Linked DNA regions of Homo sapiens: region 2 is linked to region 1. Evidence: chromatin loops called from intact Hi-C (ENCODE). Cell type or tissue: dorsolateral prefrontal cortex. All regions are shown on one strand. Links, peaks and the distances in the headings refer to the core of each region. The heading gives the core; the rest is flanking DNA.

Region 1 (6,438 bases), core at 1,904-4,403:
TAAAAACACAGTAATTAAAAATAATAGCTGTCATAGGGCCGGGCATGGTGGCTCACACCTGTAATCCCAGCACTTTCGGAGGCTGAGGTGCGCAGATCACAAGGTCAGGAGTTTGAGACCAGCCTGACCGGCATAGTGAAACCCCGTTTCTACTAAAAAAAATACAAAAAATTAGCTCGGCGTGGTGGCAGGCACCTGTAATCCCAGCTACTTGGGAGGTTGAGGCAGGAGAATAGATTGAACCCAGGAGGCGAAGGCTGCAGTGAGCCAAGATCGCGCCACTGCACTCCAGCCTGGGCAACAGAATGAGACTCTGTCTCAAAACAACAACAACAACAACAACAACAACAACAACAAAACGCTGTCATGGTTAAAAAAAAATACCAGTATATACGTTAATTTCTCCAGAAAATTTACCCTTAACTACTCAAGCCAATTACTTGCTCTTCCAAGACACTGCTATAATAATATTTCTATTATTGTACTCATCATATAGTATTTCCTTATCTTTCATATCCAAACTTCTCAGATTACTTCTTTGAGGCTAAGTATGATCTGATCCTGTTTATCTTAAAACTTTGTTATGTAACTTTTTGTTGAATGAATACTTAAAAATGATAAATGAATGAATTACAAGAAGCCATAAATTAGACTTAATAGATGCTAACTATTAAGGAGAAAATGCTCTCAATTTTTGTCATCCTAGTGAACAAGAAATAAATATCAACATTTGTACTATAGGCAGTTTTATGCTGGACTTTATGTACTACCATTTAATGTACATTTCATTTTACATAAAATTAGATGAGTAATTAAAAATATAATGAAGTTTTCTTATTCTGTTAACAGCTATTCCTTTTTAAAATAAATATTCTACTTGGGAAAGTATAATTAAAGTCTTACTCTTGTTTAATAATACAAATAAAACTGAATTCTGTCTAAGGAAAAACAGGAAAGATTTATTAACCAGCATGTTTTTATACTTATAGTTTGTTCTATCTGTTCAGCCTACAGCATACATTTTTGTAAAAACTTCAAACACTTTCTATATGGAGTACTTCCAACTGCAAAGGCCTAATAGAAAAAGCTACCCCAAGAATGTGTCCCCTTTACATCTGTGCCTCATACCACAATGCAAAAGATAAAGTGGTCCCCAATGAATCACTCTCTATAACTGGCAAAAGTTATTGCAAATTTAAATGGAAAATTTAAGGCCATTAAAATAATCTGGTGAAATCAAGAAAATTCTTCAAAATCTCCTTCTTCAGTTTCAGCAAAGGTACCACCTGACAAAAAGTGTACTCAAACAGTCTTTTTGGGCTCAACAAGGATGTCAGCTAGGGCACTCAACTATATTTACAACAAAGCAGTATCAGAAACATTCTTTACTGTGAATAAACAATAAGCTCATTCAAAACAGACAGAAAAAGATCCTGGAGAATTGAAGCCATTATGTCTCAAAAAGTGAATTTCTAAAAAGAAAGGTTTCTAGCAAGTTAGAAAATGATAGATTTTGTCACTGAAGACTGAAACTGTATTGACAGCTCTCTATAACTGGCATAGTACACATCAACTAAAAAATGTACTCTAAAGCATTTGTGCCGAAACACTGCTTAATAGTCCCTGCTGATAAAATTTATTCATGTATACTATAAAAGTAAAAAGCCATTCGAAATAATAAAAAGAGATGACATGCTGACTTTAATCTTGGGGCTGGAACCACCACAACGCCCTTAGAGATAAATATGAAGCAAATCTCAGCTGCTGCCAACTATGGTGTGTGTTACACAGAACCTGGAGAGCTCTAACTGGTCCCTCTCTGTTCTCCTGAATTACTCCATTGTTGAAATCAACAAATCCAGGAGAGAGCCCAGCACCACAACCAAGACATACAAAAAGCTTTCAATTACAAACACCGCAATAGATTTAGCTTAGTGGTCACAGTTGGCTGCAAACCGTTTCTCTGAGAAGGAAAAAGAAGACTTTATCTACCAAGGTGGTTATAAACATTAGAGAATAATTTTGGAATGCAGGGTCAAGAAGACCAGAATGTGTGCTTTTCATTCAAGGATTCACGAGCTTTTATTACTGGTCTAATTTAATCAAAGATAACGCATTGTTTAGAAACAAGCAATTGAAAGCTGGTATGAAAAAGAAGGAAGTGAGAAATCAGTAGCAAATAAGTAGCAGCTGATGTCCCCATAGCTAAAATGCATGACAGAGAATTCCCTGGGCTCAATCCAAGTATTACCCATGCAGGCCTCTATCTTTTCTCTCTTAAAAAGTATCTTCTTAGAAAATGTGCATATTAAGAAAGAATTTAAATACAACAGAAGAGAAAAATAAGAGTTTCATATGATATTCCACAATTCCGTGTTATCAAATAGCAGAGTCCAAAAGGTTTTAGGCAATGCCAAAGGCCATCGGGTTATCTGCTTTTAGAAAATACAATATCTGAAACATTTAATAGAAATACTACCTAATCTTGACCAGGTATGGTGGCTCATGCTGGTAATCACAGCCTTTTGGTAGACTGAGGCAGATGGATCACTTGAAGTCCAAGACCAAGAACTTGAAGTTCAGGACCAGCCTGTCAACATGGTGAAACCCCATCTGTACTAAAAATACAAAAATTAGCCAGGCGTGGTGGCACATACTCCTGTAATCCCAGCTACTCGGGAGGCTGAGGCAGGAGAATTGCTTGAACCCAGGAGTCAGAGGTTGCAGGGAACCGAGATTGTGCCATTGCACTCCAGCCTGGGCGGCAGAGCGAGACTCTGTCTCAAAAAAAAAAAAAAAAGAAAAGAAATACTACCTAATCTTAATGATACTCAACACTGATAATTATACAAAAGAAAAGAAATACTACCTAATCTTAATGATACTCAACACTGATAATTATACAGCCTTCTTTAGTAGCCTGGTATGTGTTTAATAACCCGTTAAATTCAGAAATTATAATTAACTATTTTCTGTTGCTCCATTATAAGCCCATTTTCTCCATTTGATTTTTGTTGCATCAATATATTACAGTAGGTAGTTAGGCATGAGCAGGGCAGAAGAGGGCTCCCCTCGCCTACTAGAAATGTCAGGCAACCATACAGTAGGTAGTTAGGCATGAGCAGGGCAGAAGAGGGCTCCCCTCGCCCACTAGAAATGTCAGGCAACCATCAGGTGATGGTCCCACAGTTGACACACCACTTCTCTAAAAATGATCATTGGTCACAGGCGCCAAAAAGAGGCAATTTCACAATAGATAAAAACACTTGAAATTGGTAACTGGCAGCTCAGGAATTGGGCAAGTAGGCTTGGGCATGTGCATTAAGAGACAAAATGGCAGAGTATGACCTTCCAGGGGCATTCCACTGAAAAAGGGAAGAAAGCCTCAAGTGAGCATGTGTACAACTTCTTAAACACACTGCGCATGCTCACCTCCCAAGGGTTAGCAGGCCACTGCGCATGCGGGCAGCCCACCCTAAGAGATGGGAAAAGGTAAACAAGGCCCTGTAAGGATGCCAACATATAAAACTCCAAATCAAAAGGTCATACGCCACCATTGACCTCCAAAGTGCCCGTTTAGGTCTCTTCCAAGTGTACTTTCCTTTGTTTCCTGCTCTAAAGCATTTTAATAAACTTCCATTCCTGCTCGGAAACTTGCCTTGGTCTCTTTTTCCACTGCATGCCCCTCGGTCGAATTATTTCTTCTTAGGAAGCAAGAATTGAGGTTGCCATAGATTCGTATAGCTTTGCTGCCAGTAACTCGGATATTTGCCACCACTAACAAATATATTATTTCACATGCTTGAAGGAGTTAAAAGGAGTCAATCATCTTACCTAATTTTCTAAGGACAAAATGAAGACCCAAGCCTTTTCAACTCTAGTCCTAGAACCCATTTTCTATTATTTTCATCATTTTTATTGCCCTTTACTGAAACCACTTAAATTTTTAAAACCAAACCTATTCCACTAACAAAAACTGGGTCAAACTATGTCAAAATCAAAGACTGAGGTCAGGCACAGTGGCTCACTCTGTAAATCCCAGCACTTTGAGAGGCTGAGGAGGGAGGACCACTTGAGCGCAGGCATTCCAGACCAGGTTGGACCACACAGTGAGACACCTCCATCTCTACAAAAAAATATATATATATTATATATATATATATATTTAATTAGCTGGGTGTGGTGGCTCACACCTGTAATCTCAACACTTTGGGAGGCAGAGTTGGAAGAACTGCTTGAGCCCAGGAGTTTGAGGCTGCAGTGAGGTTTGATTGTGTCACTTAACTCCAGCCTGCATGACAGAGCAAGACTGTCTCAAAAAAAAAAAAAAAAATCCTGAAAAAAATAGTTAATAATATCAGCTTATTGATTGTATAGTCCCTTACTTTTCAAGACATTTTCAGCTTTTTTCTCTTTTAGACTCATTAGACCCTTTCAAGTTAGAAACTTGAGATAATATTCCTGATCTTGCAAATGATACTGCATGGGCAAAAATGTTCATATTTTTTTTCTTTTAAACTTCAATTACTTACATAAAGCAGAGGAAACACAGGAGGAAAAGAGTATAAAGAGCCACAGTTAAGGTAGAGGAGGAGAAAGTAGAGGGAAGTCCCTTCAGGTGGCTCATTCTTTTTAGTAAATAGGTGAGAATGATGGATAAAGTGTGGCTTTCAAGATCTGAGGCAAGAGGGAGCAGTTAGAACAGCCACTGGCAGACCCCCTCCAGAAATAAAGGACAAACAACTAAAACACTGTAACTGCCTCATTTCCTGTTCACCTAGCCTAAGGCTTCTTTTGATTTTTCTCTTTTTCAGTTGAGTTTTGAAGCAGTCTCCAATGTATTGTTGTGCTTCTGCAATAAGAAGGATTTAAATCTTGATCAAACTAAGGAGTGATCCACTAATCTTATTTCTGATATTAATGTACTTTAAACCCTAAGAAAATTAATGAACAAGAGGCTTAGGTATTTCAGGACAGAACTGGAAGAATCAGAGTACAAAACAAATGGCATGGAGTAGCCAGTAAGAGGAAAGTTAAGACTGGGTCTAGAGATGATGTTTTAACAGTTTATCGTTAGAGGAATTTGATGTTAGAATTCCCTAAATGTTGCCAGCTAGTGACTATCTGGGCCCGGTGGCACAGGCAGTAAGGAAATTTAACAAGACAATAGTAGATAAAGAAAAGCAGATTTATTAGAGAAAGTATGAAAATATGTTGTAAGACAGGCAGCACAGCAGAGAAGGGGGCTGTCCGCAAAGATGCAGGGGCTGGAGGGAAGTTTTACAGGGTCATGCTAGAGGGGGTACCTGGAGAACAAGGTCACTGTGCCTGCAGAAGTAGGTCGAGATCACTGTGCCCTTGTGTTGTTTGTGATTAGCCATCTCTCAGAACAGTTGTTCACTGTTCTTCCCCATCTGGGGCCCTTCCTCCTTGTTGCTTACTTATCAGGACTCCACACAAAACATCATGTACAAGTTTTTATTCATTTGTGTTGTATGTTATTACTGTCCAAAATATTTTAATTTTATAGAAAGCACAAGCAAGGGTATTTAGTGAAATGTGCCTGTTTTTTCTCACACAGTTATTCAAGGCAGATATGTCTTACCACTCTGCTTATATTATCCTACTGAGGTACCACTAATTACCCCATAGCATAGGCATACCTCAAGTAAAAGAAAACTCAAGGGGAATTTAAGTCTCTCTAGAATTTAATTTGAAATCTCATTCCCTTAAGTGATGGAAATATCACAAAAGAATAACGTAGGTTTAAAGAAGGTAAAGAAGAAAAGACCTAATTTAGCAGCCTCATTTTTTATATATGCTACAGGGACTGCATAGTAGCAAATTTTCCATATGTATCTTACTTGTGTGGAGAAAACATTTTAAAAATATGGTTCTAAGTTAATGAAATTGTGTAGCAAATGGAGTACCTAAAATCTGTCTTAAAGGGACTTTTTTTTTTAACAAAAATATACTTTTAGATGTACCAGAAAAATAAAATTTCAAAGTGAGAGTCATCAGCTAAACTCTGTTTATTTCAATGTGTGGATTATTTCAAAACATGAAATTTATTTTAACATGTAGATGATACAAAAACCATTGTATTTTGTCAGCTTGATGATATCTTTCACCTTTTCTTGAGCATAAAAATAACCTATTGACTAAATTCAACATCGACAAGAAGTTTTACTTTAGATCAACACATCATGAAGTCCTCATTAATATACACCTGTGAAGAGCAGGTGTGTTGAACAGAAAGATATTATTTTGCATAATAAAACTGACACACTATCAACAGCCTAAATGTGTAATAAATGAATCACGTGTATGGTTTATTTTTCAAGGCATCATAAATGAAGTACAACTTTACCAAAATTTGGTATTTTCACTTGATGAGATGAAAAATGGTATAGATGCCTTCATGCAAAAACAAGGTCA
Region 2 (3,924 bases), core at 16-2,515, 600 kb after region 1:
GGGTCTAGAAACTTGCATTATATGAGAAATAGTTGAAAGAACTGGATGATGCAGCAGATGAGAATTTCTCTTTCTTTGATGTAGGTGTTGTTGGAGAGGTTTGCAGTTTTTAGATTTCTATTTACAGTCAGGCTTTAATACGTATTCCCGAGGCTGGTTTAGGGGTCATTACCAACAAAAGTCACCACACTTTAGTATCTTTACTCTTACAGCTACTATGGCTTTTTTTCTAAGTCAATTTTGTCATCCTTGCAATTTTCTTTGCATAAATAGTTCTCCCTAAAGTCTCCTTAGTTTTTACTCAACTGAGCTTCTTGAGGGAGTGCCTACCAGTTTGCCAGGGGGGCATAAGCATTGCTGAATCCTGAATCAAACTCACTTTATGCCCTGTCCCCCAGACTCAGTAGGCTCTAGAGCAATGGAATAGAAACAAGTGAACTGACATACTGCAGAGAGTCAAGAGGCCGGGTGTCATAATCACCAGGAGATAACTGGGTTGGACAGAGTGGATTCAACGCTTTGAGCTGTCTGAGAGCATGCTCTTGGTTTGAAGATAAACTCTGTAACTTTACTGCCAACTGTACCCTCTTTTTTAGATTGCCCTGCACTCTGGGGATTCTCACTCTCAAGTGATTTGTGCCATTTGGTTTTAATTACCACTGTAAGAAAGTATATGGTTTATCTGCAAAATAAAAAAAAATCACCATGTTTATATTATATTTGAAATAGGGGACTGAGTATATAAATATGTAGATCAAAACATCAGTGAAATGCCCCAAACTGCTTTCTTTCATGATCTGAAATTTGAGATTATTGGATTTTGCACTTTAAAAAACCAATTACTTTAGCTTTATGTTTGTTTTTGTTTCCAAATAGGAGATAACGCAACTTCAGACAGCTATTTGCAGGTCTTTCCCATGTGGATGCACCCACTCTTTAAAGCTTTCTACTACCTGAATGCCCCTAACTATAATGTTGGTTTAGCTATGTGTTTTGGATGCTTTGCTAACCATTAAAGTTTGCTGTTTACACATCACAGTTATATCCTCCATAACCTTTTTTTTTTTTTTTGCAATAGTTAAAACTCACGTAATTGTAGGAAATTTGATGTAAATTTCAGTCCTCTCTAGAAATATTTAAAACACTGGATTTTTTAGAAGCGTATGAAGAATAGTATTTTAACACATAGCTTTTATTTTCACCAAGCCCACGTTAAACCAGGGTAATTTTATTCCATGTTGTGTAATGTTCTTACTTGTGATTATTCCTGCAGGTTTCTCTTTTTCTTTTTTTAAGGGCAACAACTAAAGGGCAACAACAGCTGCTGGAGTTACAGTTGTCAGACATTTTAGGTAGCTTTCCCCTTTGCAATAAACAGTTCTGTCGAAAATACCAAACAGTGTATATGTTGAGATTGCCACCCACTGGTGAAAATAGAGAATTTCCATTTTAATGAGTAATTTTAAAAAACATTTGTTTTTTTGTTTTCAGAATATGAGTTTGTACATTTAGGTTCTTTAAGAAATATGTTTCAAATCCCATTAGGAGGATTAAAAATTTCATTATTACAAATCAAGTTAATGTTCTACTGGAAGCATAAAACAATCATCATTATGAAAACATTTAAAGACCTTTATTTACATCTCTTGTATCCTCCACAAAGAAGAAAAAGTGAAAAAAGTTGTAAAACTAAATATGCCAAAGTGTTATCAGTGGTTATTGTTGATTAAAAGAGATCAAAATAATTTTTCTGCTTCCTTACAATTTTACTTACATTTTTCCTACAAAAAGCTTGTATTGCTTTAAAAGAAAATATAAACCTAAAGAAGAAAAATAGTTACATGTATGTATATAAATTTAAATGTATCTTTGGTGCTTTATGGAGTGTTAAAAAAGAAAAAGTATCACCCTAAATCAATGCCACATTTAACTAAACAGATACAAAAGGAACAAAAGCTTAGAGATTGAACTGCAGCTTTCATCACTTCACTAGCACAAATTTTAAATTCAAATGCATACATAAGAATTTATTATGTGATAAAGATGTAATTTCAAATCCGTGTACAAGGATGCTTGGTCACCTTACATTATATAACAAATAAATCCCAGATGTTAAAAATTCAAATTCAAAATTAAATAAACTTTAAAACATATAAGTGAGGCTGGGCATGGTGGCTCACACCTGTAATCCTAGCACTTTGGGAGGCTGAGGCGGGCAGATTGCCTGAGTTCAGGAGTTTGAGACCAGCCTGGGCAACATGGTGAAGCCCTGTCTCTACTAAAATACAAAAGAAATTAGCCAGGCATGGCAGTGTGCGCTTGTAGTCCCAGCTACTCAGGAGGCTGAGGCAGGAGAATTGCTTGAACAGGAGAGGTGGAGGTTGCAGTGAGCAGAGATCGCACCACTGAACTCCAGTCTGGGTGACAGAGCAAGACTCCATCTCTACAAAAAAAAAAAAAATCATATAAGTGAATATTTAGCTTAAGCAAAAAGGCAAAGAAAAAAATTATGAAGAAAAAATATAAAGGAAAACATATGTGCATGAAAATTGCCATAAAAGGAAATGATAAAATGGAAAAATTATTTATAGCATACAGAATGGACAAAATAAATAAGACATCATTTAAAATGGTCTATGAGCATTTGAAAAACACATTTAACTTCAATACTAATCAAAAGATTGTATGTTTTTTAAAAATGAAAAGTTTTGCTATAAAATTGGCCAAGATTTAAAAGATTTTATTATATCCAATGTTATCAAAAGTACTTCATGTTATAAAACTATTCTGCTGCTTAAAATTATTTCTTAAGAAGATATATAATAACATGGAAAAATGCTCATATAAAATTTAAATTAAAAATAGAATTTAATAATAAAATGGTTTTTTCTATATCTGTCCAGAAGTATATATTCCAAAGTTTAAATAGTGATTATCTGTATTACTTGAGTTATTGGTGATAATTGGCTTCATTCATTTCTGTATTTTTTAAACTTTTTGTAAAAAAAATTGCAAGTATACAAACTGCTTATTAAATTTTCTTTAAAATCGGGGTATAAAATAATACATATAGTTTGATTAATATTTTAGTAAAAATGAAAGTGTGTGTATATATAATTACATATATTTAAAATTCATATGTGTATTAAAACATATTTTAGAATTTTAATAGTGATTATATGCATGGTTACTTATATGGTTATGTTTTTATGGTTTAAGTAGTGGTTATAGGTGGCTATAGGTGATTATTTTCTTCATCATTCATTTTGTGATTATTTCACTACAGATAAAAATGTATGTGATATATGTATACATTAAAAATTATCTTTAGAAAGATACTTAGTAATACGAAAAAACATTTATGAAAACTTTAGTTAAAAACACAAAAAAACACAACCTAATATATGCAGCTTGTTCACAATTTGGTAGAAATGGAAGCACATGTCTATTTTATTCGTATGTGTATATGAATAGATTTTAAAAACTTGGAAGGGCATGTTCTAAAGTTTTAATTGTGATTATAGTACTGTGAATATAGTGGATAGTTTTCTTCTTCATTCATTTCTAACTTTTTAACTAGAAATCATAAAGCCTACACATATATATCATACACATCAAATTGTATACATTAAATATGTGCAGTTTATGCCAATTATATCTCAATAAAGCTGATAAAAATGTATAATGCTGTTCAATAAAACAAGTTTATTGTTTATAAAAAGAAACATGAATAATTTTAAAACACAAAATATTCACTTTTTACTAGCTCAGTGCCCATTTGTACGGTTGGTTCAAAAGTAATTGCGGTTTTTGCCATTAATTACTTTTAATACAATACCCAATACATTTAAAAATATTTGTTCGCTAGCATTTGGCACAGTTATGAAATAGCATTTTAAACAGGTTTTAAAAGTTTGGATCTGC

The links. Peaks named below come from ENCODE experiments on the same cell type or tissue, not always from the same donor. Only the 100,000 strongest peaks of a DNase experiment are listed, where the experiment ranks them.
Region 2: it touches region 1 in a loop (19-fold over the local background); 17 of 110 quality-filtered maps call a loop at or near these places.

What each region holds. Positions count from the first base shown.
Region 1 is chr7:95,042,443-95,048,880 of GRCh38, reverse strand. The region is part of intron 2 of PPP1R9A (protein phosphatase 1 regulatory subunit 9A); the gene reads right to left. The region is part of intron 3 of PPP1R9A-AS1 (PPP1R9A antisense RNA 1); the gene reads left to right. Among named protein-coding and RNA genes, the nearest start is that of PPP1R9A, 140 kb to the right of the region's middle. In dorsolateral prefrontal cortex, for the core only: a CTCF peak has its summit at 3,088 (motif pointing right); a DNase peak (open chromatin) is centred at 3,090; H3K4me3 peaks cover 467 bases; H3K27ac peaks cover 1,402 bases.
Region 2 is chr7:94,446,817-94,450,740 of GRCh38, reverse strand. No RefSeq gene overlaps it. Among named protein-coding and RNA genes, the nearest start is that of COL1A2, 54 kb to the right of the region's middle. In dorsolateral prefrontal cortex, for the core only: CTCF peaks have their summits at 1,213 and 1,416 (motif pointing left); no DNase peak of the experiment used is centred there; H3K4me3 peaks cover 383 bases.